Linked DNA regions of Mus musculus: region 2 is linked to region 1. The links are chromatin contacts, found by POLR2A ChIA-PET in ENCODE. All regions are on one chromosome and are shown on one strand. Each heading gives the region's core, a stretch centred on a gene start or an enhancer-like site at or near the end of the contact. The rest is flanking DNA. Distances are from core to core; before and after follow the strand shown. Region 1 holds the start of Rnf44 (ring finger protein 44). Region 2 holds the start of Tspan17 (tetraspanin 17).

The links. ChIA-PET counts read pairs that join two places held with the same protein, here RNA polymerase II (POLR2A).
Region 2: POLR2A ChIA-PET joins it to region 1 with 13 read pairs in embryonic stem cell. The contact joins the promoter of Tspan17 here to the promoter of Rnf44 in region 1. POLR2A ChIA-PET finds 5 or more read pairs at or near these places in 3 of 5 experiments (Patski and embryonic stem cell).

Annotation. Positions count from the first base shown.
Region 1 is chr13:54,685,376-54,689,863 of GRCm38, forward strand. Rnf44 (ring finger protein 44) reads right to left here and starts at 2,433. Exons shown (of 11, transcript NM_001146026.1): 1 at 2,119-2,433.
Region 2 is chr13:54,786,702-54,791,301 of GRCm38, forward strand. It overlaps Tspan17 (tetraspanin 17), which reads left to right and starts at 2,704. Exons shown (of 8, transcript NM_028841.3): 1 at 2,704-2,980. The coding sequence starts at 2,894. Eif4e1b (eukaryotic translation initiation factor 4E family member 1B) reads left to right here. Exons shown (of 7, transcript NM_001033269.3): 5 at 1-31; 6 at 148-287; 7 at 584-1,758. The coding sequence ends at 695.

The sequences.
Region 1 (4,488 bases), core at 1,183-3,682:
CCTGCTGACACAGCAAGGGAGGGCAGTTCCAGTTAAGCACCTCAGCTGGTCCTGCAAAGGTCAGAACCATTTCCTCTACCCAGGACTCGCCAAGTTTGGGCCCCAATTCTCCAAGTCTGCAGGGAAGAATGCTTCCTCCACATTCCCCAACAGTGCCTGGCCTCAGCCACAGACCTGGGGTATACCAGCTGGATTCACTGCTGTTACTGACCGGCTCAGGCACTCAGCAGGAGTGGGATTCAACTGAAGAAGCCTCAATGACAGGGTGTTGTCAGAGTAAACAATGGGAGGTTATAATCACTCCCCCCAAATCTTAGTCTCTGAAATGAGGCTAAAGCATACAGGAATGGATGGATGGATGGACACACACACACACACACACACAACCCAACTGCATTTGCTCTCCCTCCTCAGTCAGAAAATGGGCCTTCTCTCCAAGATACCCTGACACATAGGCCCCCACTTTTGAGATTCCAGGTCAGGGAAAACTCAAATACCTGAAACAAGATGCCTGGCCTATCCCAACCCAGCAGACAGAAGGACATCTAGTGGGAAGCAATGGAGCCAAAGGTAACAGCATCACCCCCAACTTCTTGCCAGGGTCTTAGGCCCATCACTTCCTCTCCTTGAACTTCAGATTCCTCCTCTGTAAAAATGGGAACCTAAGAACGATCTCTCAGGGACCCATCAAAGGCTACTTTAAAGGGAAGAGAAGAGGCAGCCTTAAGTGAAGGCCAGCTGTGGTGTGAATGGTTGGCCTCCTCCTGCACCCCTACCCTAGGTAGACACAAGTCCCTAAGCGCTAAAGGAGGCACGAGCATGGTGTCCAGCAGTGTACCTGAGGAACAGAAAGGTGGTTCTTTAACTCCTGCCAGAAACTAAAGTGGTAAAGAGGGGACACACCCATTTCAGTTACTGAAACCCCAAGGACTTGTTCTAGACCACGGGGAACACAATTGGTCCTCCTGGCTGGTTCCCTAGACCCAAAGCCCCAGTAGTCTCAATGACAGTGGTCGGAGGGAAAACTACAGAGTACTTCAGGAGCCACGTGTGAGATGTAGTATCTTTATGCGTGAGTAGTGTCCCAGAGACGCAAGAGTGACTGAGCTGGACCAATCAACACACTCAAGGTCAACCAGCACCACTGCTTTCCCACACCTCTCTTCACTGTACTGCTCTCTATCCATAAAGTTTGTGTAAACTCCCCTAAGTCTATCTCTTGTCCCCATGGGTCCACAACCCCGCCAGCCAAGTACAGAGTCCCAAGCACACATTCTAACCCTTGAGTAGAGTCGAATAGGGTCGGTTTGCAGAAAGATTCACTCCCTCTAGCAGACGAGCAGGCTTAGGTGGGAATACAAGTTCCCCTACCCTACATGCTCGCCGTACCTCCCTCTAAGTAGGAGCTTCCCAACTCCCACAAAGGCCGAGGAGGCGATTTAGGGCGGAACCACCACACCTTGGCCAGCTTAGACTCCCTGGGTGACCTTGGTTAAAGAACCCCTTTAGTTTCGGCTAAGCCTTATTAACAATAGAGACTGAAATCTCCCCAGGGCGCCCCTAAAAAAGCCACAGACAAGAAACTAGGTGTTCACATTATGGGGAAGGAAAACAAAGTCCCAGAGGATAAGGCTCCTCCCCAAAGCAGGCCGTGGGGCTCCAGCAGTTTTCCAAAGCTACCCCTCCTTGGGGATGGGACCGAAGCTCGTACACCTGTCTCAGGAGGGGCCTCCGTTGTTCCCCTTACTCCGTAATGCCGCACTCGGAGGAACACTGAGGGGAAAAGGCAGGCAGCACCGCTGGGGCTAGAGCGCTGTGACTTTAAGAGCCGAGGATCCCGGACCATGTGCTCGGCGTGAGACAAAAGCAACAACAAAGGAAGTGGCGGCTGCAGGGGGAGGGGTTGGCTCCTTCCCCTCCACCGCAGCGCTCTGCAAGGCAGAAGAGCGGCCCGGACTAGGTAGCCGCAGGCAGCACCTGGCCCGGGGGCCCCGCCGCCGTCTCCCACCACTCCCTCAGCCCGGGATCGACGCCTACGAGGCCGGCAAACAACGCGTCCCCGAGGGAGCCGTAGTTCCGGGGTGCGGGTCCGAAGTTAAGAGGCCCGGCCCGACTCACCGGCAGCCGTCCGACCACACGCGGGCTCCTTTGTTCGCGATGCGGGGTGCGGACGGTGAAGCGCCCGCTCCTTCGCGAGCCTGCTCTGTCTTCCGCCTCCCCAGCCCGGGCCCGAGAGAAGGGCGGCGCAGGACGCAGCTGTGCTCTCCGGCGGGCTGGCCCTTTAAGAACTGTCCGCGGCGGCCGGATGGAACCAGCCCCACGTTTTGATTCACAACATTCGGATCGGCGGGGGCGCGCAGCGCGGGAGGCGGCTCGCGGGGGCGCGCCAGGACGCGCAAGCAAACAGTAGCGGCAAGAGCGGACACCCGCCCCGCCCCGCAGGCCCCGCCCCGCAGGCCCCGCCCCGCGCCGCGCGTCGGCCAATCGCGTCCTGCGGGCGGCACGTGACTAGCGGGTCGCCATCTTGAAAGGCTGGCTAAAAAAGCCTCTTCGCCCCCACCTCATACTTCAAAGCCCACAAGGCCGAGTCGCAGGTGATGAGCGGTGCGAGCCCAGGTACGGGGACCGTGGCACGCACTAACAGGTCAAGGTTACCTTCTTAGGGCCGCGGCCTCTGTGGGGCACGCAGCCTCTCACGCAGCCGAGGTGAGAGGACCGCTCTTAGCTCGGCAAGCACACTTCCCGGAGATGACGTCACCACAAGCCCGGCAGGCCTGCGATGACCTCATAGCTCACCTCGCCTCTCTACTCGCTCGCTTTCTGTTCCGTTAGACGGCGCCTTTAAACAGCTGGGACAACCCAGGGCTGAAGAGACCAATGACTGAGGAGCCATGCAAATGATTTAACGTCTCCTGGGTAGGGGGATTGGTCTTGCGCGTGCTGACGTCACAGAAACATCTCGGCACCCCGCCCCTAGCGCGGCCCGGGAAAAGGGGTGGAGAGGCTCTAGTTCAGCTGAAGTGGGAAGAGTTGGGATCTCCTGAACCAGGCCCAGGGAGGTTTCTGCAGTTTAGTTCTCTAAGCTTCTCAACGACTGAGAGCCTAGGGATCAGGACAAGCAAGCCACTGTACCGGAAAGAAGAGTCACTCCTCCAGGACCGGCGGATCAATAGTTCGAGAACAGCCTGGTCTACATAGCTACAGAGACCTTGTCTTCAAAATACAAGCAACAAAAATATCACACACCCAGATAGTAACACAGCTGAGGCGAGAGAGGGGGCAGACGTCGGTGTCCCCTTAGGATGCCCCCCCCCCCCCCGGCCAGGCAAACATACAAAGTGGGGTATGGTGTGTCTGCATCGATTATATAAGCAGAACATCACCATTACCTAAAGCACTCATGTCTACTAGGCCGGTCTGTAGTAACTGGACTACTACAGAGTCCACCAACCCAGAACAGGATGTCAGTAGAAAATGGCAACATTTGTTAAACCTCTGTGGCTACAGATGGGTGACACTCTGTACTTTGTGGATGCATCCCATAATCCCAAATATTTAAAAAACAAACCAATTTACTAACAAGGTGTAACAATATTATCAATTTCAACTGAATATTGTATCAGCATACAGTGGGAAGTGATTTGGGAAAAGACACAGGAATTCTCATTAGGGTGCACCTGTTCAGGAGGGCAGATTTGTTTTTTGAGACAGGGTTTCTCTGTATAGCCCTGGCTGGCCTCAGAAATCCACCTGCCTCTGCCTCCCAAGTGCTGGGATTATGCCACCACTGCCCAGCAAGGAGGGCAGATTTTTAAATTTTTCTTTGTATTACTATTGTTTTTGTGTGCTTATAAACATAATCTCCTCTATCTCAGGCAGCCTCAACTCTTGATCCTCTTCCCAAGTGCTGAGATTACAGGCATTATACCACCACTCCTAGTTTAAATTTTTTTAATTTGGTAACTGTGTATTTGCTTTTAAAAATTCTAGACAGAGGGCTGGAGAGATGGCTCAGCGATTAAGAGCACTAGTTACTATTCCAGAGAACCAGGGTTCATTTCCCAGCACCCACAGGGCAGTTTACAACTGTCTGTAGCTCCAAGGAATCTGACACCCTCACACAGACATACATGCAGGCAAAACACCAATACACATAAAATTCTATTCAAAAAAATTCTAGCCGGGCGTGGTGGTGCACACCCTTAATCCCAGTACTTCGGAGGCAGAGGCAGATGGATTTCTGAGGCCAGCCTGGTCTACAAATTGAGTTCCAGGACAGCCAGGGCTATACACAGAAACCCTGTCTCAAAAAACAAACAAACAAAAAATTCTAGACAAAACTGGGTGTAGTGGCCGATGCCTTTAATCCCAGAAACTGGGAAAGGCAGGTGGCCTCTGAGTTAGAGGCCACCCTGATCTACAGACTGGACAGCTAGGGCTACACAGGAATCTTGTCTCAAAATACAAATTCTAGACAGTACAACCCAC
Region 2 (4,600 bases), core at 1,454-3,953, 100 kb after region 1:
CTTCGAACTGGACCGTCTGTGGCTGGAGACGGTGAGTGGAGGGCAGGGGAAGAGATATAGGCATGGGTCTCAGGAGGTCTCAAAGCTGGTGGGGTGGACCCTATATCCAAGCCGGGGCACTTACTGTTTGTTCCTCTCGGGGCTCAGTTGCTGTGTCTGGTTGGGAATTGTTTTGAGGAATACAGCAGGGAAGTGTGCGGTGCTGTCGTGAACATCCGCACGAAGAGGGACAAGATTGCCCTGTGGACGAGTGAAGCAGAGGACAAAGCCGGAGTGATGCAGATCGGGTGAGAATCCTCCCCCGGACCCTGGTGATACTGGGGGGCTGCAAGGGAAACCTCTGGCACCCTTCAGACCTGCTCTCCCTTCTTCCTCACCCACTTGTATAAAAGAAGTAGGAATTTAGACCCAAACTGTTTTTAATTAAAGTTGTCAGTTTCACTGAGGGATTCTATGACAGGTACTGGTCTATGAGTAAGACATGTAAAATGGGTGAGGCTGGAGCTGGAACCAGGGAGATATATCTGAACAGAAGAACTGGGCCTGGGTTATGTCTGCCATTTTACCCTGTCTCCAACATTAGGCAAATATACAAAGAGCGCCTGGGCATCTCTACGAAGACCATCATTGGGTACCAGGCCCATGCAGACACTGCTGCCAAGAGCAACAACTTAGCAAACAAGTTTGTGGTGTGAGACCGGTTTCAGCCACTACTCAGTGGGCACCCTCATCTTGCTGCTTGATGGACAAGGAAGACTATACTGCACTGTGGATTCTGGGGCAGGGCTTGGGGGAGGCAGACAGCCTGGTTCTTTACCTCTCTTGGAACATGTATAAGCACCACTCCTTAGATAAGGTTTTACCTGTTGCCCAGGTTGGCCTCGTATTTGTGGGCTTAAGCCACTCTCCTGCTTCAGCCTACAGACCTGGGACTGCCACAGCTCATCACTGTGCCTGCATCCATAATAACTTCTTCAGCATGTTTTGGGCTCAGGCCTCATGGCAGCTGGCCAATGCTTATAAACTACTCTCAATCGCTAGCCCTGTACGTGGCCATTTGCCAAGGGCAGGGTAAAGCAAAGTCCTGGCACAACCCTGCCAAACAAGGACAGGAGACTCCTGAGGCAGGCTCTTCTGTCTTGGGAGGATGGTTCCAGGCCACTGATATTAAGGGTTAGGAGTTCAGTTCTCTGTGAGCTTAAAGGCTGATTATGGGGTTACCCTCATCAGATCTGTAGCTTGGGTACCCATCCTAACACCTGTTCCTTCCCTGGACCAGTTGTGATTGGGTTCTCCCTCCCTCCCTCTTTCCCTCCCTCCCTCTTTCCCTCCCTCCCTCTTTCCTTCCTTCTCTCCCTCCCTCTCTCCCTCCCTCTCTCCCTCCCTCCCTCCCTGTCTCCCTGCCTCCCTCCCTCCCTCCCTCCCTCTCTCCCTCCCTCCCTCTCTCCCTCCCTCCCTCTCTCCCTCCCTCCCTCTCTCCTCCCCCCCCCCTTCAAGTATGGACTAGGTTAGAGAGGAATTTGTGTAAAGACAGGTAGGACTGGGAACTGGGAATGCCCTGCACAGCCTTCCCATCTGAAGACAGTCCTATGGATTCTGTGTGTCTCCTCCTGCTGAAATGATGGATGGATAAACCTTCATGAGTGAAGAGATTACAGTGGTAGTTAGGCTTCACCGTGGTCTTGTTAGGAGGGATTCACTTGATGCTGATGATGCTTAAGGCCCTTTCTGTATCTAAATAAACACTTCTGGAACAAACTTGGAATCTAAATATTTAAGATCAGACGTACCTAAACCTGCATCTGCTCTGTCCTGTTTTGCATCAGAAGGACTCTGGTGAATCCCAGGTATCAAGGCAGTCAAGTAGGTATGGGACAGGGCGACCATAGGAATAGGCAAAACAGAACAGGCGTGGCATGGCACGCCAGCCTGTTTGTATTCAACTACACTGTGTGTGAATGCATGGCACTGTTCATTGGTCCCACTATTCCCAACCACTTATCCCTGGGGAGTGGACTCCTCTGGTTCTTGAATCTTAGACTGGAGATCCACTGTAATTATTCACACTTGGCTCACCAGCTTTGCCAGTTGGCTCATCTGGGGCCTCTGGAGGACTTGGGGAACTTGAGAGAAGCTAACTGGAGGACGGACTTAGAGAGGAGACGGGGACTCTTCAGAGGTGGGGGTTGCAAGGGGTTGAGTGTGACTGGGGTGTAGCCAAAGCCTGGCCCAGAGGCAGGGTCTTGGGGAGAAGTGAGACCTGTGGACCATAAAAAAAAAAAAAAGACGGATGTCTTGGGCGTGGCTCCAAGAAGGCCGACTGTGGCTCAGAACTGAGGCTGAGTAGGGCGGAGCTCCAGGAGGACTGAGGCCGGTTGGAGGCGGGGTTTGGGGCTCATCAGAGGCGGGACCCGGTTTAGAGGCGGAGCTCGAGAACAGAAGTTAGCTAGGGCAGAGCCTTGGGCGGGGCGTAGGCGGGACTGCGGGAGGACAGCGGCTAGGCATGGGCGGAGCCTGAGAGGATTAAGCCCGGCTGGGGGCGGAGTCGTGGTTATGGGCGGGGCCCGTGAGGACTGAACTTGACTGGGACGGGGTCGTGGGCGGGGCTCCAAGAAGACCGAGCCTTGCTGGGGCGGGGTGTGGACTGACACTGTGGGCGGGGCCGGAGCGCTGTTGGAGGGCGGGGTCGGATGAGGGCACCGCACTCCGGGTGTGGCTGTCCGAGCGCCGTGGGCGGTGCCACAGCGGGCGGGGCAGCCGGTGAGCTGTGTGGCTTTGACCATGAAGCCGCAGCCACCGGGCTAGGCCCGGGGCTGCTCCAGGCCTGGGCGGCCCGCAGAGGGCTGGGCCGGTCACCGGCTCGGGTTCCCGGGACGGCAGGTGGCCGCTCACCATGCCCGGCAAGCACCAGCAATTCCAGGACCCTGAGGTCGGCTGCTGCGGGAAATACTTCCTGTTTGGCTTCAACATTGTCTTCTGGGTGAGCGCGAGTCCGCTTCTCGCTCTGCGCTGAGGATAGGGGTTAGGGAGTCTCAGTTGCTGGTGAGGGAGATCCCGTCTCAGGAGCTTGCGACCAGGGACTGTCCCCCACCCCCTCCACCCCGATGCCCCGTCCCCAACTATTCTGGGGAGCTACTGGGATAGCTGGGGGGCGGGACCCAGTCCCAGCAGGAGGTGCTGGGAGTCTCTCTTTGCAGCCCCAAGTTTGGGCGAAAAAGGGGGCGGCGTTTGCCGGAAGACTGCAGGGGCGCGGTAGTTGCGGACCAGCCCCGCCCCGCCTCCCGGCCACTCCAGCTCCCAGCATGGTGCGGTGAGGTTCGCGAGGCTGGGTCCTAGCCCCGAGTCTACCCTACAGACGCTCAGAAGCTTGTGAGCCAGGAGGTTAGGAGAGAGGAAAGCCAAGGCCTCTGCCTCTGCAGGGAGAGGAGCTCCAGTTGAGAACAGGGAACTGTCCCTTGGGAACAGAATTCAGCATTCCATAGCTGACCAAACAAACAGAGGCTTCCTTCTGTGTGGCATCTGTGTCCTGGTCCTGCCAAGTCATCTTTCTCTTCTCCCTCCCCCATCCTATCGCCAAAGCCGGGCTGTGCTTGCTGTCCTTTATGCCAGGCCTTTCCCACTTGCATTCAGCAGGATTCAGCGGCTCTGTTCTCCACCCACGAGCCGTCGGGTTTGCCCTGTGGTGGGTGTCCTTGGATGTCAGCAGTCTTCTGTTCTGTAGGGTGTGGGCAGCTACAGGGAGCGCTGGCCTGGAAGTCAAAGGGCCTGAGTGTAGCAGGCCTTGTCCAGAGGCTTTTGGGCGAGCCTCTTTGCTCTCTGGGCTTTAGCTTTCCAGCCTTGGAGGAGCCAGTATTGGAGTTTATCCTTCTGGGTTGTTAGATTAAACGAGAGTTTTTTGTTGTTGAGACAGGGTCTCACTCTAGCCCATTCTGGCTTGCAATTTGCTGCAGTTTTCCTGTCTGAGTTTCTTGGGTGCTGGGATTACAGGTGTGAGCCATCACACCCAGCTTAGTAACACATGAATTCTGATGAGGCACATTCTCCCGACTGCCTTATTATTATCTGTAGTTTACAGATAGGGGACTGAATGAATAGACGGTAAGAGCTTAAATTATTTGTCTCGAGAAACATGATTATCAGTGGGTGGAGGGAAGGAAGAGAGGCTAAGTAACTCTGGGGGTAGGGGGATGAAAGTCCCAGCTTTGTTCCTGGGCAAGGGTGGGGCGCCTGGGCAGGGGAGTAAAGATGGACAGAACATTAAGGTCCTATGCTTGGGTGGCATGGGGGCAGGCAGGGTTTTAAAGCAGAGTTGGATCAGTTCTCGTTGGCTGTAGGTGTATGAAAAGGTGACAGAGCATCTGGAGATGGGAAGGAATCTGGGACCTTGGGTTCCTGATGTCCCATCTCCCAAATGTGGGATTATAGGTCTGTGCCTCTCTGTCCAGCTCTACGTATGCCATCTGGACACCACCTAGGTGTCGTCTGGGCAGCCTGTTCTCCCGATGGCACCTTAATCTTTCTCATTGTCTAGCCTCAGTTCCTTGCTTGGAGAGCCCTGATGGTCAAGGCAAGCCACCCTCTTATCTCTGACCCCTAGCAG